5 separate regions of the Homo sapiens genome follow, and all the other regions are linked to region 4. Evidence: read pairs that join two places in POLR2A ChIA-PET (ENCODE). Cell type or tissue: HepG2. All regions are shown on one strand. Region 1 holds the start of LOC105376391 (a long non-coding RNA gene). Region 2 overlaps ITIH5 (inter-alpha-trypsin inhibitor heavy chain 5). Region 3 has its middle 52 kb from the start of LINC02642. Region 4 has its middle 16 kb from the start of ITIH2. Region 5 holds the start of LOC105376390 (a long non-coding RNA gene).

Region 1 (5,000 bases), 150 kb after region 4:
ACATAATTTGCCTGAGATCACACAGCTGGGGAGTGCTACAGCTGGGTTCAAACAATGGCAGTCTGTGCTCTTAATCAATTCCATATGATGAGTACAATCTCGGAGGAAGGCAACTCTCATGTCCGGTGCTTACTTTATGCTCTTACGTAGTGCCTGGAAATCTTATAATGCATATAGGTTACTTGAAAATTTATAGGAAGATAATTTGCACCCTCTCTTTCCTCTTCCTCCTGCCTGCCACGGCCTTCCTTCCCAGGCACCCTCTTGGCAGGGCCTAATTAGATGGTTGATCTGCCCCAGATCTGCAGCTGAAGAAGCCTAGTAGCTTCTATGGTGAAACTTGCATTGGAACTACACCCTATTTCCATATCCTTCTGGAATTTTCCATTGATATGGTCTGGCTTCGTGTCCCCACCCTAATCTCATCTTGAATTGTACTCCCGTAATTCCCACATGTTGTGGGAGGGACCTGGTGGGAGATGACTTGAATCACGGGGGTGGTTTCACCCATACTGTTCTTGTGGTGGCAGATAAGTCTCACGAGATCTGATGGGTTTATCAGGGGTTTCCACTTTTGCATTTTCCTCATTTTCTCTTGCCGCCACCATGTATGAAATATCTTTCGCCTCCCACCATGATTCTGAGTCCTTCCCAGCTATGTGGAACTGTAAGTCCAATGAAACCTCTTTTTCTTCCCCGTCTTGGGCATGTCTTTATCAGCAATGTGAAAATGGACTAATACATCTGTTTTCTGTGATGCTGAGCCAAACGACTGCCTCTGATTGGGTCAAGTGCACACCCCCTTTCCAGGGTCTGCAGACGGCTTCCCGGGCATTTGTCTCCATCAGTCTTCTCAAAGGTGCAAGTGCTCGTGAGTCACCTGGAGAATGTGGTGCCAGGTCAATTCCGGTGTTGGGGGAGGGGCATGAGTCTCAGATCCTCTATTTCCAACACTCCCCCAAGGGAGGCCCACACAGATGCCTGTGGACTGTGCTTGGAGTAGCAAATGTCTAAATCTCTCTTCTCTATGAGCTCTAGCTGGTACAACTATGTCCGTCTGAAAATCAGGGCCGTGGACCTTTAACTAAAAAGACCAAAGAACCGAGACTGAAATGCTGTCCTAAAAATCTCTTTCCTAACATGCTCATAGGAGCGTGCCCCAGGGAAGATGAAGAAGAAGCTTAGGGCTGCCAAGCTTTCCTATTCAACTTGTTGAGACTTGGCCCCAAGAAATAAACCCCGCCAAAGCTCCCACGTGGAGGCAGGACTGGTAAAGTGGGGGGAGTCTCCACAGTTAGGCATTTGCCCAAAAAGACCAAGTGGCCAAAAAATAATGCACCACTACACTGATAGTTTGGGAGTTATCTGCTAAGTGTAAGTCCTTGTGCCAGACACACATTTATTTTGTTAATAACAGTAGAGAAATGGGGTAGTGCTCCAGGGTCTTAGAGTACACTTTTCTTCTGGGATCACAAAGTGCTTTAAAGATAATATCTTATCCCTATGCAAAAACAGCCATCTCTTCCCCTTGCCAGAGGAAAGATACTACCAAATGATGTCTTAATGATCACCTAAGCGTGATGGCAGAGTCACAGCCAATAACCAAGGCTCTAGACTCTCACTTCTGTGAGTGCTTATTGCTAAGTTCGCATTAGCAGGGAAAGAAAAGGTACTGGCATGTACTGAACCCCATTCACCAGGCACTTTGTCAGGTCCTTCTTACAGGGGATTGCATCAGAGTAAACAAGGGACCAGAATCAAACTACTAACTCAACCTACTGATATTCAAAGTAAATATTGATTACGGATATAGAAAGTCATTATTCCATATAGTATATTAGGAGAGTGGGGCATCACAGGCAAAACACCATCTTTGTGGTCACCAAAAAGTTGCTGGAAGATTAAGGGATTCTGAAATGGCACCCTTGACACTTTACTGGTATATGTCCACTACTGCAAACACTGAGATATTTGTTTTATGCTATTTAAACAGATACGTGCCACATACTTGTTAGGTAAGCACAAAGCCTGTTAATTAGGGGACATGAACATAAGCAGGAATGATAATGACGTCTGTCTTCAAGGAACCTACTGTTTGGTAGAAAGATAAGAAAGGCAAGTATATAATAATTTCATCATTTACCAGCTGGGGAAGTTGAAAAATGATATTTAGATATCCTCTCTGTTTTGGGAAGTAGGACGGATCATGGAAGCAGCCAGGAGGAATCAGCAAGGGAAGATGAGATGGGGTCGGTTTGGGGCAGAGGATGCCCCCTGCACACTGAGGAGTAGTACACCCACTCCAGCAGCCTGGCAAACCCAGCAGCACTCACTCACACTGACCCTGTCTCCCTAGAAGCCCCGTCTCTGCTGCAGGTGGAGTTTGCAGCCAGCAGGAGGATTCCCATCAGCCCTGTCAACGTTATCACCAGTTCTGAGTAAGGAGCAGTGGTGAACTTTGTTCCCTGGGTCACTGGAACTCCAGTAGAATTGCTGATTAAAATGGGCTGTCAGGCCACCCAGGGATTCCAGGCCACGCCTACCGCACTCCACTCATGCCAGAGGGGACCTTCTTTTCAATGACACATACAGGTCCCAGATGGTGGGTAGCCTACCACTGCCAAGAAGTAAAAAATCCCCAAAAACTCCACTTCAAATTAAGTTTCTGAATTCCTTGGTGTTCTTTTGTAGACAAAGTAGAGTAGAGACGTTTGCAAATCTCTTCCTGAACCCTTGAACCGTAAGAGTTAGCCCATGCGGGTCCACCAGTCATTACTCACCTCTCCTCCTACTCGCATTCCACCCCCTACAGCTCCTGGAATCTCCCGGAGGTGAGAATCCCTGAGGCCCAAACACTCAGAACACCCTGCAAACTCCCAAAGCCCCGCCGAAAAGACAGGGGGAAGGGGGCGTTCAGGACTTTCCCTTTCGGATCTTGGGCCTGCGCTCATGTACTGGCCTGGTCTTAGCCAGTTAAACTCTCACACGCAAAACCCAGAATTCCAATCCCAAAGGGTCCTTGATCCCTCTCCAGCCTGTCTCGCATCATGCAGGGCAAACTGTCCAAGCAGGCCTGCTTGGGATGTGGGCCGGCTGTGTTATGGAAACACTGCACGGGGCCATGGCAACAGCAACGGCAGCCCCATCCTCCCCTCCTGGGAGACGTGAGCCCAGATGCCTGCACACAGGACCAGCCGTCTGCACAGGCAACCTTATTCTAACAAGGAATGAGCCTACGTGGCCTTTGGACAGTGAATGACTCCACAGGTCCTAAGAGCCATACCTGTGGTTACAGTCGTGGGATACAAAGAAGGAAAGAGACATACTTGTTTCAGCTCCATTTTCCTCTGCATAGGATAGCTTTGCTTTTTGGATAAGGAAGAGAATTTATGTCAGGCTTTCACTCCTTTCTTTGTATGTGACACTATTGAGGCCTCCCCACCCATGCACCTACTGTTTGCACGCTGTTTGGTGATAAGCCATGGGGTTTTCTCCCAGGAAACCAACTGTCTCTGTCCTCAGGTAGTTTACCATCAGACGTGAAAAACACCAAATGAGGCTTCTTTTTGAACTTTAATCTTTGCTTTAAAAATATAAAGGGAGTGAAATGGTGCAACTAACACGCTACAGTAAATTTATTTTTCACCCAGTCAATCACATAGCTGTTATTTGTCAACTGATAATGGAAACAAAAGTCTGTTATCTGTGAATGGAGACCTGGTGGCCAGTGGCCGGTGGTATCAACTTGCATCTCTCCTAAACCTAACATCCTTCCAGGGTGCATTTTACTGTCGCAAATTGGTGAGGGCTTTAGACAATCAATACAAAGTAATCATAAGATTAAATTAATAGAACACAATTTGGAAAGGATGGCTTGGCATGAAGACAACATGTCATGTTCTAAACCAAAAAGTGGATTGTTCCCTTTTTGGATATGTAATATAATGGTTCCATTCCTCTACATTCTCTATCTCTCTCTCTTTTTTTTTTTTTTTTTTTTTTGAGACAGAGTCTCACTCTGTCACCCAGGCTGGAGAGCAGTAGTGCAATCTCAGCTCACTGCAACCTCTTCCTCCCAGGTACAAGCGATTCTCATGCCTCAGCCTCCCAAGTAGCTGGGATTATAGGTGCTCACTACCACGCCTGGCTAATTTTTTGTATTTTTAGCAGAGATGGGGTTTCGCCATGTTGGCCAGGCTGGTCTCGAACTCCTGACCTCAAGTGATCTTCCTGCCTCGGCCTCCCAAAGTGCTGGCATTACAGGCACCGGCCCCCTCTCCTTTTTATCTCCAGGGTGTCCACAGCTGCTGAGCACATCTTGAGATCTGCTTTGTGCTTCTAATCAAGGCACATTCTTTAAGTTTTTGGGGATGGAGGGAGGGTCCACTACCCCCTCTGCCAAGGGTGTTCCTGAAGCCAGCTGGGAGCAGGAATTGTAAGCAAGGAGATGGGAGGGGAACAAACACAGATTCTCTCCCCACTGGGCTGTGCAGATTAAGAGAGATACATAAACTCCAGTCCACTGGGAAAACAGCGTAAGTTCATAGAAATTGCCTATGACAAATCAGAGGCATTGCATTAGATGGAGCTGGAGTGCTTTGTGGGAAGGACTTTTAGACTCCTTCCAAAAAATAAACCCCAAGGCTCACTCTCAGTCACTTTGCTAATTCTAACCAGTATTAACTTGACCTGATAGAGACTTAATTCCCACCCACTCCCAGTTTTTGGAGCAACTTGAAGTAGCCCTTCCTTTCACCCTCCCACCATCTATCTGCTCTTCTCCCACACAAAGGCACTAAATGAGGAGCACCCAACCAGATTCCATGAATTCTCACCCTTCCCATCTTCTCTCTTTCTCACCACACCCAGAGTTCAATGCCTTAGTGCATTTTATGCTTACCTCTAAACAATTATGAAACAGTCCAATTCTTTCCACCCCCAGAGGTACGAAACCGTGATTGCATGAAGATCAGATAAACAAAACCAAATCTGACATTTAT
Region 2 (5,000 bases), 130 kb after region 4:
TGTTCTTCCATGTCACTGGGAGAGTCCAGTCTCGGGCTGTGGCCAGTTGTAAGCCTTTCTGCCACTGATAGCTCTGAAGTTGGAGTTCAGCACGAGGTTTCTGCATTTGACTGAGACCCGATGCTTTTCCTTGTCCTCCCAGGTCAGTTCCTGAATCAGGATGCCAGACTCACAGAAGACCCTGCAGGGCCCAGCCAGAACCTCACTCACCCTCTGCTCCTTCAGGTGGGAGAGGGGCCTGAGGCCGTCCTAACAGTGAAAGGCCACCAAGTCCCAGTGGTCTGGAAGCAAAGGAAGATTTACAACGGGGAAGAGCAGATAGACTGCTGGTTTGCCAGGAACAATGCCGCCAAACTGATTGACGGGGAGTACAAGGATTACCTGGCATCCCATCCATTTGACACAGGGATGACACTTGGCCGGGGAATGTCCAGGGAGCTCTGAAGCTGGCAGCCTTAAAGATGCAAGTGCATGAAGGACAGTGATGTGGGGAGGCCGTGGGGCAGCTCTTTTCATGGCTTGTACACGCCTCAGCTCCTGGCAATTAGCTGGACTCCATGACCCACCCCTGGTGCAGCATAGATCCGACGTCTGTCTGGGCGAAGGGTAGGGGTGGGTAGGGGCGGGAAGCCTGAGTGCAAATGTCATTTCCCTCTACTGCCTCTTCCTGCCTCTCCCCACCCTGCCCACATCCACAGAGGGGAGAGAAGGGTCATAGCTAAATGCAACAAAGTCTGTATCTTGTCCCAACCTGCTTTTCTGTTCTGTTAGCATATCATAAAGTAAGCCTTTCTGGTGAAGGAAGGTTGCTATGAAACTTTTTTTCTTGGTGGAAATGGACAAGTTTAGGCACTCTGCTTTTTGCCTTACACTAATGCTTAGAAAGCTGTCTTTTCAGTGGTGTTGCAGCCCCCAGATGTGTGGCCAACCTCTGCTGCAAAGGAATCTCTTGCTGAGTCCAGGCCACCAATCAGGCAAATAGCCCATACATTTGATCGTTGTAAACCATGAAGTCTTTTCTTGCAAGACGTTTTTCTTCTGCTGTGGTATCTTGCCCTTAAAAATTAGTTTTCATTAAAAAGAAATTTGATTGAAAATAGAAACATCTACAGCTCAGATACTGATCTCTTTCTAATGGGCTTTGTAAACCACTTGACTTTGCTAATGGCTATTCTCCAATTTGTTCCAATAAGCTAAGGGCTTTTCATACACAGGACAACTCCATGTGGTTGATTTTACTGGCATGTCTTGGTGACGAAGAGTTGGCCAAGTGAATGATGCATCTTTTACTTGGAGCTCTCCAGCCTTTGTCATAGTTCCCAGACCTTTTTTCCTTGTGGTCATCCAGGAGGTGATCAATTACATGTGCACAGTGCTAGGACGGGAGGCAGAGCCGGCTCAGAGCAGGTCCACCAGCCCACCTATAGCAGGAAGCGTGTCGGTGCTTAGGAAATCTAGGACTTCCAGCTTCCCTCATGTCAGATAGAAAAAAAGTCAGGAAACCAGCTCGTGGACAGGGGCTTTGGTTCCAAAACTTGGACAAACCTGATGCCTTAAGGAAAAGGTTAAGATGAGAGGGGACTTCCAGAGTCAATGAACGTCACCCTTCAGCGGACGGATACCGGGAGCGCTTGGGCGAAACAGCAGAGAAAGAAAGACTGTGGTCGGGGAAGTGGAATGCTTCGATGCAGGCCAGAGTTCAAGGCTCTGGGGCTGGCCTCACAAGAGGCTTCTTCCACGGGGCTTGACACCAGAGCAGCCCCCGCGTGAAATGAGAAGGCATGCTTAGCACTGGGAGGAAAAGCTGAGTTAAGAAAATTCTTTATCATGTTTGCCTTCCCTGGGGAAACATTCAGGCAGTAAAATGACATCCACGTGTTCCTGTCGGACGCAGCGGCTTCGGGAACAAGTTAGCGCTGGGGGACTATCTGGGCTCGTCTCTCTCTGCTTCGTGAACCCACCACACCAGGGCCTGTCTGCTGTGCTATTTATTTGCCTTCCGTCTTCCCAACCTCAGCTGCCTGTATTCATGCCAGAGGTGCAAAGGCTGCCAGCCAGTGCTGCTGACAGATGCTTTCAGACTGTAGAGCTCAGAGAAAGGGAGCGGCAGCTAGAGGTAGCCAGGGAGCTGGCCAGGCTCCCCGGGGCCTTCCTATTATGTAAATCCCAGCTGGACAGACAGCCCTGGAGCCAGGTGGCCCTGTCCCCTGTGGAGCACTTGGAGCAGTGATCTGTTGTTCCAGGTGTAAGTCTCGACACTGCAGAAATGAGGACGTTATTAGGAAAGACCAGTTCCTACTGCCTGTGTTGCTACTTTAAGAGCTGAGAAAAACATTCCAATGAGCTATCCATAGCTAACTTGCTTGCTCAGAAAAACATAAGTAACAAAGTTGAGCTTTCATTTTTAAAAATTATATTTTACTTTAGAAAAATATCACCTTTTTTCTTCCTCTTCTTTACGTGTAGATCTTTTTTTTTTTTTTCAAATGGGGTCAGTACCTGAAAGCCCGAAACCCCATACCAAGCTTATAGTTAGGACCTTTGCATTTGATAAAAAAAAAATATAGTATTTTCTGTTGTCCAGAAAATCTTCCCAGATAGGGAAACTGAGGCAGAGAGTGCCGTGGAGTGGTTTTTGCCAAGTCATACAACATACTTAATGCAGGGCTACACTGAACCTCCAGAATCATTTTGTTTGCTTTGACCCTGTTTCACCATCTGGGCAATCATTTATTTTCCTTGAGCATTTATAAACCAGGGCGAGGGTTGTTCCAAAATGAGTAATTGAATGAGATGAAGAAATATGTCATAATTAGAGGAGATAAATCTCCTTGTTATCACAATAGTTAATGTGTCATGATCACTGACTAACTGGGACCTTGAACAAGTCAGCATCTCTGCCTTTCAAAATGAAGGAACATTGTTCTCTATCCTCCCCTGACCCCCGACGGCCCCATGCTAGGTGCACCATCTTCCTCCATTTGACTTTTTAATGCTTTACAACTTCAGGCTAAAGGGAGGGGATGTTGGGAGGAGAAACCATCACAAGATTCCCTCGGTGCCACAGCTGTGCTGAGGAGGCCGGGGACTGGGAATCGGAGTGGGCACCTCTGTGTTTCTCTAGGGAGTAACATTCAACATTTAATTGAATCGTGTGTCCTGATAGGTGGATTAGGAACAGGATTCATTCCTTTAACTTTAACTTTTGGCTAAACGACATGCCTTGGATTGAGTGTATATGTCTTCCCCAAATTCATATGTTGAAGCTTAAATCCTGAATGTGATGGTTCTTGGAATTGGGACCTTTGGAAGGTTATTGGGTCTTGAGGGCAGAGCCCTCACGAATGGGATTAAGGCCCTTATAAGAAGAGACATGGGGCCAGGTGCAGTGGCTCACACCTGTAATCCCAACATTTTGGGAGGCCGAGAAGGGTGGATCATGAGGTCAGGAGATGGAGACCATCCTGGCCAACATGGTGAAACCTCGTCTCTACTAAAAATACAAAAATTAGCTGGGCGTGGTGGTGCGTGCCTGTAGTTCCAGCTACTTGGGAGGCTGAGGCAGGAGAATCGCTTGAACCAGGCAGTCGGAACTTGTAGTGAGCCAAGATCACGCCACTGCACTCCAGCTGGAGTGACAGAGCCAAACTCCGTCAAAAAAAAACAAAACAAAACAAAAAAAAGACATGGGAGAGATGGTGTTTTTCCTCTCCACCACCTGGGGATACGATGAGAAGATGGCCACCTGCAAGCCAGGAAGACGGCCCTCACCAGACACCATGTCTGCTGGCACCTTGATCTTGGACCTCCCAGCCTCCAGAACTGTGAGAAATAAATGTGTTTTGTTTAAGCTACTCAAGTCTGTGGTATTCTTGTTAAGGCAGCCCAAGCTGACTAAGACACCAAATCATTCAAAACGTTAATTCTTTTTCTGTTCTTTAAGCTTCCCAGAATGTACACAAACAATGCTGTTATTAAAATTTAAAGGACTCTTGGAACTGTAGGACATGATCCAGCTAAAATAAATAACAAATAACACAGCTAAGCAAATACTTATAAATGTAGCTTTAAATATTTATTTTAGTTTTAAATAATTAGTGGGGTACGAGACAGTTCACATTCAAGAGACATTTTACTTAGACAAAAAATTTATAAGAGAACGATGCATAAAAACAAACAACATATTGGTCTGTTTATTTTTCTAAGGGAAAATGGAATTGGAGCTGTTGAGAATAAAACTTGAAGAATCTAACTGCACTGCTTGTTTGTAGGCATTTCTGAATTACACACAATGATATGTAAATGGGGTAGCAACATGGGAAGAATAATGTTAACGTAATACAATTTATTGTAGAGAACAGCAAATTCACAGCAGTGATTCCTGTGCTCTTCTGAAACTGTCAGGTACACCGGAGGGTCTTAAACCTCTCAGTCCATTCCCGTCTGGGGATTCTAGCATCCCAAACTTTGATCATTATTGGGACCAGTACATTATTGGGTACTCTTTTGCACACACTTTGCCCACCGTCTTGACTGATGCTGCTTCCACTGGGCTCAGGGTCATTTCCCTCCTAGGTGCCATTTCTAACTCGTGGTTCTGGCACTCCTACCTCCGGTTCTGAGTGGTTTTACTGGATCGCGTTTAGATTTCGGTTGAGCTATATTACAAGCTGAACGGGACAACAGATGCTTAGAACCAAAACAGACATAGGACACAAAGGAGGCATCGCTGGTGGGCTGTGTTAAAGAGAAAACAAGTGAACAACTAATGTCAAGGACTCAAGTTGACTTATCTCTGCTTTTGGCATCTTCTGTGGCTTTAAAATGAAGGGACTGGCGTGGCAGCTCACACCTGTAATTCCAGCAGTTTGAGAGGCCAAGGCGGGTAGATCACTTGAGCTCAGGAGTTCGAGACCAGCCTGGGCAACATGGAAAAACCCTGTCTCTACAAAAAATACAAAAAAAAAATTAGCCAGGTGTGGCAGCATGCACCTGTAGTC
Region 3 (5,000 bases), 160 kb after region 4:
CATCTACCTATCAATCATCTATCTACATATCTCTCTTCTAGCATCTATCAATCATCTATCTTTTATTATCTGTCAGCTACCTATCAGTCATCTATCATCTATCAATCATCTATCTTCTATTTTCATCTATCTATCTAGTCCATCTATCTAGTCTCATCTGTCTTGCTATCATCTGTTTTGTTAAATAAAACTCCAGCCCATATCTCAGAGGCCACACACACCCTTTCCTACCTCCCCAAACCCTTCCCTCCTCTTCAACTTAAAAAAGCTAAGCCAGTTCTGGAAGCAACCTGAATGAGCATTCTTAGAAAATGTGGGCCATGTCTGCCCAATGAATGTAACAAGTATTGTAAAGGCCCCTAAATAGCAGAAAGTGGGGAGTGCTGCGAGAGAGTTTCTGGAGGCCACCGAGGAAGGGGCGGGGTGTGCTCGTGTGGCTTTTCATCTTCAGAGCCTTGGTGTCACCTTTCCAGGAGCCAAGTGCCAACACCATCATAACATTGATTTTAATGGAAGTGGACACACATCAGGGTGGTCTGGGGAAAGTTGTCACCTGCATCTCATCAGCCTGGTGACAGCACGAGGGAGCACCCTTCCTTGGCCTCTGTGACCTCCTCTGACCCTCACTTCCAGGGTCAGAGGTGGTCACAGGCACTGGGGACTCTGGCAAGTCACAGCACATGGGGACAGGCTCCATTCTCTGCGAATCTGAGGTAACTGTTCCCTATACATCCCCCACAACATAAACAACCCCCACAATATATACATCCCCTTCCACACAATATATACATCCTCCCACAATATATACACTCCTCCACACAATATATACACTCTTCCATAACATATACACCCTCCACATTATATACATCCCACACAATGTATACATCCCCCTCCACACAATATATACATCCTCCCAAAATATATACACTCCCCCACACAATATACACACCCTCCACAATATATACATCCCTCACAATATATACACCCTAAACAATATATACATCACATACGATATATAATCTCCCTCTACACAATATCCCACACTATATACATCCCCCACACAATATATACATCCTTCCACAATATATACATCCTCCCACAATATACACATCCGCCACACAATATATACATCCCCCAAAATATATACACCCCCCACAATGTATACACCCCACACAATATACACACTCCCCACAATATATACACCCCACACAATATATACTCCCCCACATAATATATACACCCACACACAATGTATACACCCCACACACAAATCGTTAGTTTAAATTTTAGAGGAAAATGTGAAAGGCACAAAAGGAAGACTCTTAAGAAATGAAGTGACGGGCTGTTCTGGTTGGAGTCACAAAGCGGGTGAGAGCAGGAGGTTGAGGCGACGCAGGGAGCTGGGAGAAAGGCCTGGAAGGGCCCAGCAGCGGGGCTGAGGGTGGCGGGGACAGGAGGGCCGACCGCCCCTTGGCGGCCACCGCTGCCAGGACACCTCCATGTGCCAATCACCATTCCCTGGGCCGACTCTGGCCCTCCCAGTTCAAACCCAAGGAAGGGCCTTGAAACATGACGACCGTTCCCCAAAAGTGACATCTGTGTTTCCGAAAGTGGCTTTTATGACTTCCAGATGACAGACGGGATCTTCCCAGACGCACAGGAGCGGCGTCTCTTCTGTGCTTCCACCTGAAATGCCCAACAACCGGAATCCTCATTTCATGGAGAGCAATAGACCACAAATAAAGCCCGCAGACCTGAGACGCATTTTCCGGGGAACAGCAGAGTTCGATGAGAATTGCGGAGGGTTTTCCACGAGTCACTCTCCCCGTGGTTCCTAGTGCTCACCTTCAGAAAGTCACGGCCACGTTTGGTGGCAAAGCTCCCTCACATCTCTGATTTCCTTGCTACAAGCTGAGATTTGCAACTTGAAGTTTGGGACCTTCATAGACATAGTCTTCTCAAAGAGATTTTTAAAAGCGTTTTTTTTTTTAAATTTTTAATTTTTTCCCTTAAATCGGTGTCATTTCTAAGGAAATCTTGCCCTCTAGCTCTCAAATCTTAAAATTGAGCTCAACCTAGTGACAGAGCCACACAATGGCAGATAAACGGACAATGAGCGCCATCTACTGGGTTATTGTCATAGTCCCCCTCAACACAAGGAAAAAGAAAAAGCCAACAGAAAGAAGGGCTGATGGATTATCTCATGCTGTGAGATAACACTGATGAATGTATATTTTCACCGTCAGCAGATTTCCCATTTCGCTTATTTGTAGAGCTACTTTCTATTGCGTCATCTATATTTCCCTCCCCTCTCTATAAAAGACAGCTGTCACTCATGAAGATCACATGATACATCTCCAGCAGATGTTTAAACTTCATTCATTTGTCAGAAAATTACAAAGCAGCCACTCCTCATTTTCTCAGCAATTCCTGCTGGGAATAAGGGAGAACGGAGATCGCAGAAGGTGCGTGTACTTCAGACGTAAGCCCAAATTAGTGAATCCACCTGATCAGCTCCCGGACCAGCAGGAACGCAGGTGCACTCGGGATCAGCAACTGTAGGGTTGCACTGAAGGTGCTGTGAAAGCAAGCAGGTCAGCCTGGGACAGACACCCACCTGCCCACTGCGAATTCACTTGATTTGACTCCACTATTCCGTAAATGGCATGAATTATTACATATGAGTAAAGGAAGAGACCAGATTCGTTCCCAATCATGAAAATGCATTGTAGGAGTTGGGAAAAATGGAACAATTTTGTAACCTGGATGGGATAGACAGGGTGAGTTGAGCCTACTGTTTTGTTCAAAATCTAATAACGATGGCTACCAGTGGGGAAGACATTTCATTTCACACCTTCTTATCTAATTTTGAAAGTTGGGTCATGTTAATGTACTATTATTATTATTATTATTTTGAGACAGAGTCTCACTCTGTCACCCAGGCTGGAGTGCAGTAGCACAATCTTGGCTCACTGCAAACTCCACCTCCTGGGTTCAAGAGATTCTCATGTCTCAGCTTCCCAAGTAGCTGGGACTACGGGTGTGCACCACCGCACCTGGCTAATTTTTATACTTTTAGTAGAAACGGGGTTTTGCTGTGTTGGTCAGGCTGGTCTTGAACTCCTGGCCTCAAGTGATCCACCTGCCTCAGCCTCCCAAAGTGCTGGGATTACAGGTGTGAGCCACCACTCCCAACTGTGTTATGTATTTTCAAAAGAAGAATACTGCTGGCACATGGCACATATTCAGTTAGTTTTGTTGAAATAATGGATCTGTGAATGAACATAAGAATTTTTGTTGTTTGTTGTTTTGAGACAGAGTCTCTGTTGCTCAGGCTGGGGTGCAGTGGCATGATCTCAGCTCACTGCAACCTCCACCTCCTGGGTTCAAACGATTCTTTTGCCTCAGCCTCCCAAGTAGCTGGGATTACAGGCATGCACCACCATGCCCGGCTAACTTTTGTAATTTTTGTAGAGACGGGGTTTTGCCTTTGAACATAATAATTTGATAGTGACATATGATGGACATGATGAGACTGCTGGGGTGGCCCTACAGGAAGAACAGACGCCTCACTCAGCCTAAGGGGTGAGGGTCCCTCATGAGTCAGCCTTCTAAAGAGCGTTCTGACCGGAGTTTCCCCAGCTCTGGATGGGAGGGTACTCAGGTGAGGGGCCGCTAGGCATTCATTCATTCACCCCTTAAATACTTGCTAGGTGTTGCTTTGTGCAGGGTGCTGCACTCAGTACCATGGATATAAAAGAGAACAAGGCAGATGTGGTTCCTGCCCTCAGGGAGCTTACTGTCTTAGGCAGACTGAATTCTTGGGTGTCTCGGCAGAGGGCACCCAAGGTGCACCTCTTGGGTGAGGGCAGCTCCCCTCAGTTTGGCTTCTAGCCCAGCTCTCTTGTGGGACTGTCTTGGGACCAGAGCATGATCATCAGGAAATCACACACGAGTCATAACTCTACAGTTTCCAATGTAAAGTTGTGAACGTGGAGTCCAGCAGGACCTGCAGCTCATGGGGCTGGTTCTCTCAGCTCTCACTTTTTTCACTTATGGGAGAAAGAAACTTCCAGGTCATAGAGAGCAGACAAGAAGCACCCCATTGACAAAGTTTGGGTGCTCTAAGCAGCAGTGAGGAAAACAGATGTGGTTTTTCTGGCGGTAAAGGGGTAGCAATGTGGAGACTGCCTATCGTTTTTGACGTTTTACAAAGCACCCCGTCCCATCCATATCCCTCTCCCCATGGCCGTCTGCTTTGGGCTCCGGAGGGGAGTTTGACAGTGATAGTCCAGTGGTCTTCCCAGCTTGTAAGGCACAGAAATATAGTTTGTTACTGTTTATTGTAAACTAATTGAACTCATGAGATGATAACCTGGAAAACATGTGGCAACTCAATCTGTATCTTGCAAAAATAAGAGATTTATGTGCTCAGATTAAAACTGACCTTCTATTAAAGTTATGTGTTTGAGATTAATTCCAAAACCGTAGCAGCAGTCCTGATAAAATGGAAAGTTTCCCGGAGCCTCTGAAGCTCATTTACAGAAACAGACTTAGCTACCAGCTCGGCTGCAAAGTAAGAATGTGGGTAGGAAAAGATGGTAGAGAGAGAGAGAGATGGTTCCCCGTGTGAAACTGCAGTGATCTTAATCCTCCAGACAGAGCAAATCTAATTTTAAAACACTCCTTTCTATCCTAAGTCATTCCCTTGGTGGCCCACAGCCCAAGAAGTGACCAAAATCAGTAATAATATTTCCAACAATAATTAGAGTTTACTATGCTCAGATATTCCATTTATGTTTGCCTGGGCCCTGTGAGAAGGCATCACTGCCCCGTGTTAATGATAAGTCACAGCTCTGTGCCTTGGCTTAGGTGGCCATGCTCACAGGTGAGGGAGTTAGAGCTCCCACTAAATCTTTTGGCACCACATTTTCTGCACGTCCCGCCATGCACATGGTGATCTCAGAAGGGCACCCCGTTTGAGGACTCTCCTCCTCCTG
Region 4 (5,000 bases):
AGCTTGCTTTTTCTTGGACATACTCCTTATCCATTTTTGTTGGGCCAAGGGCTCTGCTCTGTGTGGCCCTCACTCCAGTGGCCCAGGCTGAAAGAGGCAAGGCATGTGGCAGGGAGCAGGGAAACATGGAGGAGCACATGGGTTGAATGCTTCTACCTGGAAGTGTTGCATGGCGTTTTCATTTGTAGTTCATTGGCCACCACAAGGCGCATGGCCATGCTTAATTTCAAGAGGGTGGGGGATTGCAATCTTCCCTGTGCCTGGAAGTAGAAGGAAACCAGATCTTGGTATAGGATAACAGCAGCCACTGAAGGAGAGTGCTGAGGTTGGGAGTTGAACATGAAAGAAAGTCAAAGTGACCATTAGAATAAGCCCCAGAAATTGCAAGAATCTTGGGGAGGCCCTTGAACTTGCTGCCAAGCTCAGATTAGCACATTCAAATAGCATTTGCATAGATAACAAAGGTGAGTGGCTTTAGCTGAGGAAGGGTCACTATGCATCACATATTTATACTTTCTTTTTTTTCAACTTTTATTTTAAGTTCAGGGGTACATGTGCAGGATGTGCAGGTTTGTTACGTAAGTAAACATGTGCCATAGTGGTTTACTATACAGATCATCCCATCACCTAGGTATTAAGCCCAGCATCCATTAGCTATTCTTCCTGATGTGCTCCCTCCTCCCATCCCCCACCCTCCAACAGACCCGTGTGTGTGTTGTTCTCCCGGCCATGTGTCCATGTGTTCTCATCATTCAGCTCCTACTTATGAGTGAGAACATGCAGCATTTGGTTTTCCGTTCCTGCGTTAGTTTGCTGAGGACAATGGCCTCCAGTTCCATCCACATCCCTGCAAAGGACATGATTTTGTTCCTTTTTATGGCTGCATAGTATTCCATGGTGTATATGTACCATACTTTCTTTATCTAGCCTATCATTGATGGGTATTTAGGTTGATTCCATGTCTTTGCTATTGTGAATAGTGCTGCAATGAACATACACGTGCATGTTTCTTTATAATAGAATTATTTATATTCCTTTGGGTATATACCAAGTAATGGGACTGCTGGGTCAAATGGTATTTCTGCCTCCAGGTCTTTGAGGAATCGTCACACTGTCTTCTACAGTGGTTGAACTAATTTACACTCCCACCAGCAGTGTAAAAGCTTTCCTTTTTCTCCACAACCTCAACAGCATCTGTCGTTTTTTTGAGTTTTTTTCTTTTTTTCTTTTTGAGACAGAGTCTAACTCTGTCACCCAGTTGGGAGTGCCTCAGCCTCAGACTCCCAAGTAGCTGGGATTACAGGCATGTGCCACCAGGCCCGACTAATTTTTGTATTTTTAGTAGAGAGTGGGTTTCACTATGTTGCTCAGGCTGGTCTCGAACTCCTGACCTCAAATGATCCTCCTGCCTAAGCCTCCCAAAATGCTAGGATTAAAGGTGTGAGCCACTGTGCCCTGCCGTTTTTTTGACTTTTTAATAATTGCCATTCTGACTGGTGTGAGATGATATCTCATTGTGGTTTTGATTTGCATTTATCTAATCGTCAGTGATGTTGAGCTTTTTTCATATGTTTGTTGACCGCATGTATGTCTTTTTTTAAGAAGTGTCTGTTCATGTCCTTTGCCCACTTTTTAATGGAGTTTTTTTTCTTGTAAATTTGTTTAAGTACCTTGTAGTTGTTGAATGTTAGATATTTGTCAGATGGATAGATTGCAAAATTTTTCTCCCATTCTGCAGGCTGTCTGTTCACTCTGATGATAGTTTCTTTTGCTGTGCAGAAGCTCTTCAGTTTTGTTAGATCCCACAGACATTTGTGCTTTCCATGACAACTTGCAGCCTCTCCGGAGGCACCAGGCAGTGACCCTGACTCTGCCGGGAGCCCCTTCCTCACATCGTGTAGAAAGTAAGTCTTTGTGGTCAATGGATGAGGAGAGTGCGCTCTTCTAGAATCACAGAGGGTGTTTTCCTTCCTCACATCGTGTAGAAAGTAAGTCTTTGTGGTCAATGGATGAGGAGAGTGCGCTCTTCTAGAATCACAGAGGGTGTTTTCCGTAGGAAGCTGCTGTGTGGACTCAGGAACAAGGGGCAGCAACCTGGGAGAGTTTGGGAAAATAATTTTAGAGCAGCCACTTATTGGGGGAAACATTCTGGTTTTACTCAGTGTCTGTTGTTACTTTCATGTGGCTGTTGGATGGTGCCCCTATGAGACTCCCATAATTAAGCAAATCCCTTGAAGCGGTCTTCAAAGTGTGTCTCCGCTAGATGGCGTGAGGTGCTCGCCTGTTTCCAGCTGATGGAAGTGACTTGAGCTAAGCCAGGGACCAGGAACTTGAAGGTAAAACAGCGCCTCACGCTGCGGGCTGATGAAATATGCAGTCGGCGGATGTAAAGGACTACGTCGTACTAGAATAATAATACAATACGGGGGCTTTATTGCAGTGGTATTAAATAAATACACACCCAATATCACTAGAGGCAATGAAGTAGTTTTTCCTTTCCAAAAACATAGTCGTGTAACTGTTATTATAGATTGATTCTGATACAAAATGTGCACACAGAATGAATATTTAAGGGTAATTCATTTATAAGGTGTTATTCAGAAACGGCACTTACAAAACAGAAGATGTAGATACTTATTACAGGAAACTAAGCAGCCAATCAACCAATCGGTATGTACCGAATATTTCTGCAGGCAGTGCACGTTGTTACACTGTACGGCAGGTGAGACAGTGTACACTGTGGTTAAGAGTACAGTCTTTGAGGCCAGACAGACTGAGTTTGTATTATTTATTAGCTATGACCTTGGGCACATTGCTGCATCTCTCTGGGCATCAGTTTCCTTGTCCGTAAAACGGGAATAATCATACCTATCTCATAGGGTTATTGTAAAGAGTCAGTCTTTGTAAAGCATTTCAAATATAGCCTTGAACACAGTTAAGAGCTATACAAGTGTCAGTCATCATTATAATTGTTTGTTATGACGTGGCTCTTCACTTTACAAAGGAACTCATTCACTGTAGGGTTCAATGGAACAAAAATGTGTCAAGTACCTATTATGTGCTAGACAGGACATTGATCACTGTGGACAGATCAAAGGACTATGAGAGCGGCTAAGGCGTGGCTCCTGTCTTACAGGATCTAGGAATTTCATAGGGCAGAAGGATCACACAGTTAACTAACCATGCAGAAATGCAAAGGGTGATGGTACTGATACAAATGACTGTGACAATCTGGAAAGGAGGAAATAGTGTTTGAGTAGAGCTTGCAAAAATGGGCAGGGTTCAGTGAGTGGAGGTGCCAGGAAGCGTTTTCAATGGGAGCAGTATGAGCAAAGGCTCCCAGGCCGGGCCATGTGGGCACTTTCGTAAGGTCTGCAGAAGGCTGGAATGACTGAAGTGTGGAGACTCATGGGAAGATATGACTGAAAGTATGTCTCCATAATGACCACTTCAATCATCTTAAACATTTGAAAACTTTTTTTTTCATTTATTCCTCCTACTTTTTATTTCCTGGATTATTTTTAATTTTTAAAATTTTTAATCATTAATTGTTTTAGAGACGGGATCTTGCTGTGTCACCTAGACTGGAGTGTAGTGGCATGATCATAGCTCACTGCAGCCTCAAATTCCTGGGCTCCAGTGATCCTCCTGCCTCAGCCTCCTGAGTAGCTGGGACTACAGGTGCACATCACCACACCTGGCTAAATTTTTGTTGCTGTTGAGACAGGGTCTTGCTATGTTGTCCAGGCTGGTCTCCAACTCCTGGCCTCAAGCAGTCCTCCTGCCTCCACCTCTCTAGGACCTGGGTCTATATGTGTGAGCCTGGGTGCCCAGCTTTTCCTGAAGTATGTTAAAGTAAATTCCAGATATTGAATCATTGCACTTATAAACACTCAAGATGTAGCCTCAACTGAGAATATCTTTTTATGTAACCACAACACCATTATTACAGCTTACATAATGAATCATATTTCCTTAATATTACCTATTTCAAGTGGTTTTTGATTTGTTTTTAAGAGCAAGAAGACAATCCTAGTGATATCGTAAAAAGATTAGAGAGGAGAAAAATCAGAAGAGAAACTAGTTAGGAGGTCATTGTGATAGCTTTTTGTTAAAAGCTTTAGTTTTAGACTTTGGCAGTGCACAAAGCAAAAGAGATGGCTGAAAAGCAGCAAGAAGCCAAGATTGGATGGGAGGGAAGTTTTTTGTTTTGTTTTGTTTTGTTTTAGATGGAGTCTCGCTCTGTCACCCAGGCTGGAGTGTGGTGGAGGGATCTCGGCTCACTGCAACCTCCGCCTGAGCCTCCTGAGTAGCTGGGATTACAGGTGTGTGCCACCATGCCCAGCTAATTTTTATATTTTTAGTAGAGTTGGGGTTTCACCATGTTGGCCAGGGTGGTCTCGAACTCCTGACCTCAGGTGATCCACCCGCCTTGGCCTCCCAAAGTGCTGGGATTACAGGTGTGAGCCTCCATGCCTGGCCAGGGGGGAGTTTTAAGAGTGAGGGAGCATAAACTGAGGAACAGAGGGGAGCTAGAGAAGGGCAGGAAGATTTAATGGACTTTATTAGGAATTTAAATTGTATGGCTCCATTTAGACAGAATTGGCATATGCATTATTAGGGACAGAGATGCATTGTTTTATTTTTTAATTTCAACTTTTATTTTAGCTTCAGTGGGTACATGTGCAGGTTTGTTACCTGGATATATTGTGTGATGCTGACGTTTGGTGTTTGAGTGATCCCATCACCAAGGTACTGAGCATAGGTAGTTTTGGGTCCTAGTTCCCCTCCTTCCCTCCTGCCTCTAGTAGTCCCCCATGTCTATTGTGTCCTCAATGTTTAGCTCCCACTTATAAGTGAGAACATGTGATATTTGGTTTTCTGTTCCTGTGTTAGTTTGCTTAGGATAATGGCCTCCAGCTCTATCCACGTTGCTGCAAAGAACATGATTTCTTTCTTTTTTATGGCTGTGTAGTATTCCATGGGGTGTATGTACCACA
Region 5 (5,000 bases), 150 kb after region 4:
AAAGAATGTCTAACAATGATCCCAAGAAAAGCTGTGCTAGAGTTTTCGGCCGCTCTGAGAACTCTTGTTGCCCCCTTGCGGGATGGTTAGAAAAATATTAAAACAGAAGCACTAATAGACCCCAAATATATTTTCAATGACAGCAAGTTAAAATGAACTTTTGACAAATGGCACAACCCATCTGAGCTACCTCAAAGTGGGTGCCATGAACCGAGGCTGAGAATCACCTACGGGCTGGTGTCTTATTGATAATCCCACAGCCCAGAGTTAAGCAACCGATGCTAGGACAAAACTTTGGATATGGGAGCTGCAGGACGAGGAAATCAGACTGGAGTTGAGTGAGGGAAGTGGGCTTCTGCCTCTGGTACTAACCACTGGACTACATAGAGAAAGTCACTTAATGTACCTGAGTCCAGGCACAGTGATGTACACCTGTAATCCCAGCACTTTGGGAGGCAGAGGCAGGCAAATAGCTTGAGCCCAGGATTTCGAGACCAGCCTGGGCAACATAGTGGGACTCTGTCTCCATAAAAAATTTAAAAATTAGCCGGGTGTGGTGTTTTGCATCTGTAGTCCCAGCTGCTCGGGAGGCTGAGGCAGGAGGATCAATTGAGCCTGGGAGGTTGAGGCTACAGTGAGTTGTTATCATGCCACCGCACTCCAGCCTGGGTCATAGCGTCAGGAGTTTGAGATCAGCCTGAGCAACATGGCAAAATCCCATCTCTACTAAAAATACAAAAATAAGCTGGGTGTGGTGGTGTGCTCCTGCAGACCCAGACACTCGGGAGGCTGAGATGGAAGGATCTCTTGAGCCTGGAAGTTTGAGGCTGTAGTGAGCTGTGATCATACCACTGTAGTCCAGCCAGGGTGACACAGCAAGACCCTGTCTCAAAACAAAAAAAGTACTCAAGTTTCTGTTTTCTCTATCTGGGGAAAAAAATAACTCCAAGACGTGTTGTGAAGACCAAAGAACACAAGAGATATGAAAATAATTCCAAATATAGAGCACCCTCCAAACGTTAATGATTATTATATATTTTCATTACTGCCTAAGGAACCTGAAACTATTCAGTGGTCAAGAGAGCAGCTTCGAGAGTTGATCTGCTGAATTCTAGTGGGAGGACTTCAGGCCCTCCCTCCAAGGCGTTTGGCTGAAATTTTGAGAGAAACTGAAAACCTTGGCAGTTGGTCACTTTATATTAACTCAGGGAAATGGACGTACATCAGGAGTCTTAAGAGGAAAGGTAGGAACATAAAATCACCAGTTTCAGGAAGCTTCTGGGAACAGCTGTGGGCATGGCCAGGAGAATCTTTTCTCTAGTTTTTCTTTGTTAGCTTGCGACCCTACTTTTGTTTTTGTAAACCTCAATGGTCATGCTTAGCATAGACATCTTTCCCCCCACATCTAGGCTAGAACCTAAATAGAATTGCTCACCTTTCATTCAGACTCCGTTATAATAGGGGAAACCAAAACCAACAGCGGTGCTGCATCTTTGATCTTCAAGAAGATTCCATAAATAAACTGAGAAGAGCTATTCTAATTTCACAAGGATGTCTCCATAGGCATCTGGCAGAGTCTGCAGACTGGCTCACACAGTGTGTATTCCAGCCTCTCTCTGGGGCGCCTTCCTGTGCTGTAGAGGGTGGGAGGAATTTGTTAGAGTCCCATGCAACAGGGCACACACGTGATGGTGAATTTTATGCATTAACTTGGCTGGGCCACAGTGCCCTCATGTTTAGTCAAATACTATTCTGGATTTTTCCATAAGGGTGTTTGTTTTGGGATGAAATGAACATTTCAATCAGTGGGCTTTGAGTAAAGCAGATTGTCCTCTGTGAAGTGGGAGGGGCTCATCTCATCAGTTGAGGGCCTGAATAGAACAAAAGACTGACCTCCTCCAAGCAAGAAAGAATTCTGTCAGCAGACAACATTTGAACTGGAGCTCCACCATTAGCTCTCCTGGGTCTCTAGCCCGCAGACCCACCCTGCGGATTTTAGACTTGTCAAGCCTCCATTGCTGTGTGAGCAGCTTCCTTGTAATAAATCTCTCTCTCTCTCTCTCTCTCTCCACTCACACACACACACACACACACACACGCACATGCGCGTGTGTTGTTTCTCTGGAGAACTGGCATACAAGGCACCTAATACCTAATTCAGGTCACCTAAAATGGAATTGCCATTTCCCCATCAGGAACAATTGCTTGGGACTCGAATTCTGAACTGACCTGGGGAGGGGAAGTGGGATGAAGGGCAGCACTGAGCGGGTGTGCACGCAGCAGCAACAGTCACATGCAGGGCTGGCCTGCAGGCAGGCGGCTCTCCGGTGACGACAGAATCTCAGCTTCTTGGTGGCCCCTTTCTGCTGTGTGGCTTTGGGAGGCAGCCTGGAGTGTCTTCAATTTCTTCAGCACCCCCCGCCCCCGCAGTGATGCTGGGAGTCACTGAAAGCCGGTAATCAATCCTCCTCTGTGTAACTAGCCGGGGCAGACTCTGCTGTCTGCAAGTGAACCCTGACCAGCACAGCACATCGGTCATTTTAGCTCCTGAAGCTCCTATTGTCATCTGAGCGCAGGAGCCGAGGTGACCCAACAAAGAACCTTCTATGAAGGCCCACACTGTGAGAAATTAAGTGGAAGCTCTGAACGCACAGAAACTGCACAGCAGCGTCTCCTGTGATACGGAGGCTGAATCCCCCAGGCTGGATTTCCTCGGTCACTTCTCATACTCTCCACACTCCCCAGTAAGGAATCATCCTCACATGCCACCATACAGGAGGCTAATTTCACTCCCGACTGTACAGTGGCATCCCACAGTGGCATCCAAGACAAACATCATCAGGGACCTGGGCAAAGGGCAAGGGGACGAGCAGCTGCTACTCAAACGTGGGCTTTGCCCATCGCGAAGGACTCATAAGTGTGTTTCCATGGCGGGAAACGTGGCTTCTCTTTCTCTGGCTTCATCTCCTCCAAAGCTTAAAAAATTCAAGGCTTCTGGGTGGCTAGAGTTAATAATGACTTAATTTTACATTTTAAAATAATTAAAAAGATATAACTGGATTGTTTGTAACAAAATGGATAAATGCTTGAGGGGATGGAGACCCCATTCTCCACGATGTGATTATTACACGTTGCATGCCTGGATCGAAACATCTCATGTACCCCATAAATATATACACCTACTATGTATCCACAACATCAAAATAAAAAATTACAAAAATAAAAAAAATTTAGTAAGAAATACTAACATGAAAAGTTTTTCAGTAGTGTAGTGAAAAAATGTTACAGATGGTATATTTTAGATAACCTTTAAAAATGTGTAAATATGAATAGAAAAACTTATTGGAAGAACGTATACCAAAGTATTACTAGTAACTATCTCTGGAGGAAAAATTAATTTACTCATTTTATTCTTCTTTTCAGTATGTTCCTCAGTTAATAATTTGACTCTGAAGATAGAGAGAAGATGTTTATTTTAAAATGAATATGTATAATAATTCTATCACTGATTCTACTTGAAAGAAATGGGCTTTATAAATTTATTATATTGATCATCATTTGTGAAAACTATGAAAAGCTTCCATGAACCACTCTAAAACAAAGTGGGCATTTTAAAAAAATTCGAAGCTTTATATTGGTGGCCAGTCTGTAATGAGGACCCCATGTTATTAAATGAATTACTCTTTCCCCCATCAGTCTTTGGATAAAGAACAAGGGCGCCATCATTTCCAGGCAATGAAGACATCGTTTGTACCCTTGAGGAGAGAACACTCGACAAAGTGATAAGAATTTTAGGAGCCTACAAGACTGTCTTCTTCTACCATTTCACTCACTCTGCTGTTTTCATAGCTTCTTACCATAGAAAGATAAGGAACAAAACCCATATTATTTACTTGTGTGACACTGGAAGTGAGTTCCTTCCTGGGGCTATTGGTCTATTCCATAAACCGTGTTCTGAAGACCAGCCAGGCAATTCTAGACCTCTGGGATTGGTGTTGTCCCCTCAGAAAGGACGGGGGATTCCACAACACGGGGCTCTTCGCTTAGGTGTCCAGGCAGGCATGTGCTTCCGCTCTTACTCAGATACCACAAATCCCTGGGCGCTACAACCTCCGGCAAGACGTCCTTCCACGCGTCCTGCACTGCAGCTGGGGGATCGTTTCTAAATCCGAGCAGCACGTCACTGCTCCTTCCAGAATCATTCCTACCAGGCCTTCCATCGTTTGATTTCTGCCCCCTTTCTTTTCTAACCTTGCCCCAAACCATGCCTCTCCTCTTCCTTCTCATCCTTTTTGCTCCCATCCACCGTCTGGTTCTCAGTGGGGGTCGGGAAGGCGTCTCTCCGATCTGTGCAGACTCAGCCTCTCCTCCACCCTCAGATCCCAGGCTCATCGTCATCCCTGCCCTCCCCACTCTCGCAGGACTCACAGTCTCCTTCACAGCGCTTGTCATGGGTGTCAGCTCTGCATTTGGGCTCCTTTGATTAATGCCTTTCTCCCTCACTGAAGTACAAACTCCAGGAGCAGGAACCAGATCTGGTTCTGTTCCTTCTTTTGGCCCTAGAACGCAGCACGGTGCCCGGCACAGAGTAGATACTAAGAGAGACTTGTTGAATGAATGAATGAATGAATTTAAAAAGGGAAGAATGCTGAGAAATCCAGTAAGCTTAGAAATAAACAGAAAAGGACGGAGCCTAGCCTACGACAGAGCAGGAGAATCAGGTGTCTATATTTTTCACAAAGCCAAAAGCAGACGGAGGGACTAATTAATTTTTATGTGTTCCATGCCCAGCATGGTATCTGGTATGTAGTGGTAGGTACCCATCAATATTTGTCCAATCAAAAGCGATTGCACCAGCTGGTCTCATTTCTGATAACCACCCTCTCCCCAGTAGCTTTAAAGGAAACTGACCAATGCATTTTTACAGATCAAAGACAAAATGCAATGCAGCATATCCAGTGAAAATGAATCAAGCTCTTTTCTCAAATACATCTTCATTT

Evidence for each region. Peaks named below come from ENCODE experiments on the same cell type or tissue, not always from the same donor. Only the 100,000 strongest peaks of a DNase experiment are listed, where the experiment ranks them.
Region 1: POLR2A ChIA-PET joins it to region 4 with 16 read pairs; 2 of 35 experiments call an interaction of 5 or more read pairs at or near these places.
Region 2: POLR2A ChIA-PET joins it to region 4 with 10 read pairs; 2 of 35 experiments call an interaction of 5 or more read pairs at or near these places.
Region 3: POLR2A ChIA-PET joins it to region 4 with 26 read pairs; 11 of 35 experiments call an interaction of 5 or more read pairs at or near these places.
Region 5: POLR2A ChIA-PET joins it to region 4 with 22 read pairs; 9 of 35 experiments call an interaction of 5 or more read pairs at or near these places.

Annotation. Positions count from the first base shown.
Region 1 is chr10:7,539,417-7,544,416 of GRCh38, reverse strand. It overlaps LOC105376391 (a long non-coding RNA gene), which reads right to left and starts at 3,018. Exons shown (of 2, transcript XR_930632.2): 1 at 2,781-3,018. RefSeq lists enhancers at 2,069-2,928, 4,866-5,000. In HepG2, a CTCF peak has its summit at 2,389; DNase peaks (open chromatin) are centred at 2,456, 2,786 and 3,096; H3K4me3 peaks cover 1,874 bases.
Region 2 is chr10:7,558,527-7,563,526 of GRCh38, reverse strand. It overlaps ITIH5 (inter-alpha-trypsin inhibitor heavy chain 5), which reads left to right. Exons shown (of 14, transcript NM_030569.7): 14 at 143-4,257. The coding sequence ends at 444. Among named protein-coding and RNA genes, the nearest start is that of LINC02642, 88 kb to the right of the region's middle. In HepG2, no CTCF peak of the experiment used is centred here; a DNase peak (open chromatin) is centred at 2,066; H3K4me3 peaks cover 821 bases.
Region 3 is chr10:7,522,723-7,527,722 of GRCh38, reverse strand. No RefSeq gene overlaps it. Among named protein-coding and RNA genes, the nearest start is that of LINC02642, 52 kb to the right of the region's middle. In HepG2, CTCF peaks have their summits at 1,472 (motif pointing left) and 2,093 (motif pointing left); a DNase peak (open chromatin) is centred at 2,122; H3K4me3 peaks cover 584 bases; H3K27me3 peaks cover 274 bases.
Region 4 is chr10:7,684,746-7,689,745 of GRCh38, reverse strand. No RefSeq gene overlaps it. Among named protein-coding and RNA genes, the nearest start is that of ITIH2, 16 kb to the left of the region's middle. RefSeq lists a silencer at 2,251-2,300 and an enhancer at 2,206-2,500. In HepG2, a CTCF peak has its summit at 2,299 (motif pointing right); DNase peaks (open chromatin) are centred at 2,315 and 3,105; H3K4me3 peaks cover 274 bases.
Region 5 is chr10:7,530,723-7,535,722 of GRCh38, reverse strand. It overlaps LOC105376390 (a long non-coding RNA gene), which reads right to left and starts at 2,342. Exons shown (of 3, transcript NR_188188.1): 1 at 2,230-2,342; 2 at 1,436-1,634. In HepG2, no CTCF peak of the experiment used is centred here; a DNase peak (open chromatin) is centred at 2,532; H3K4me3 peaks cover 874 bases.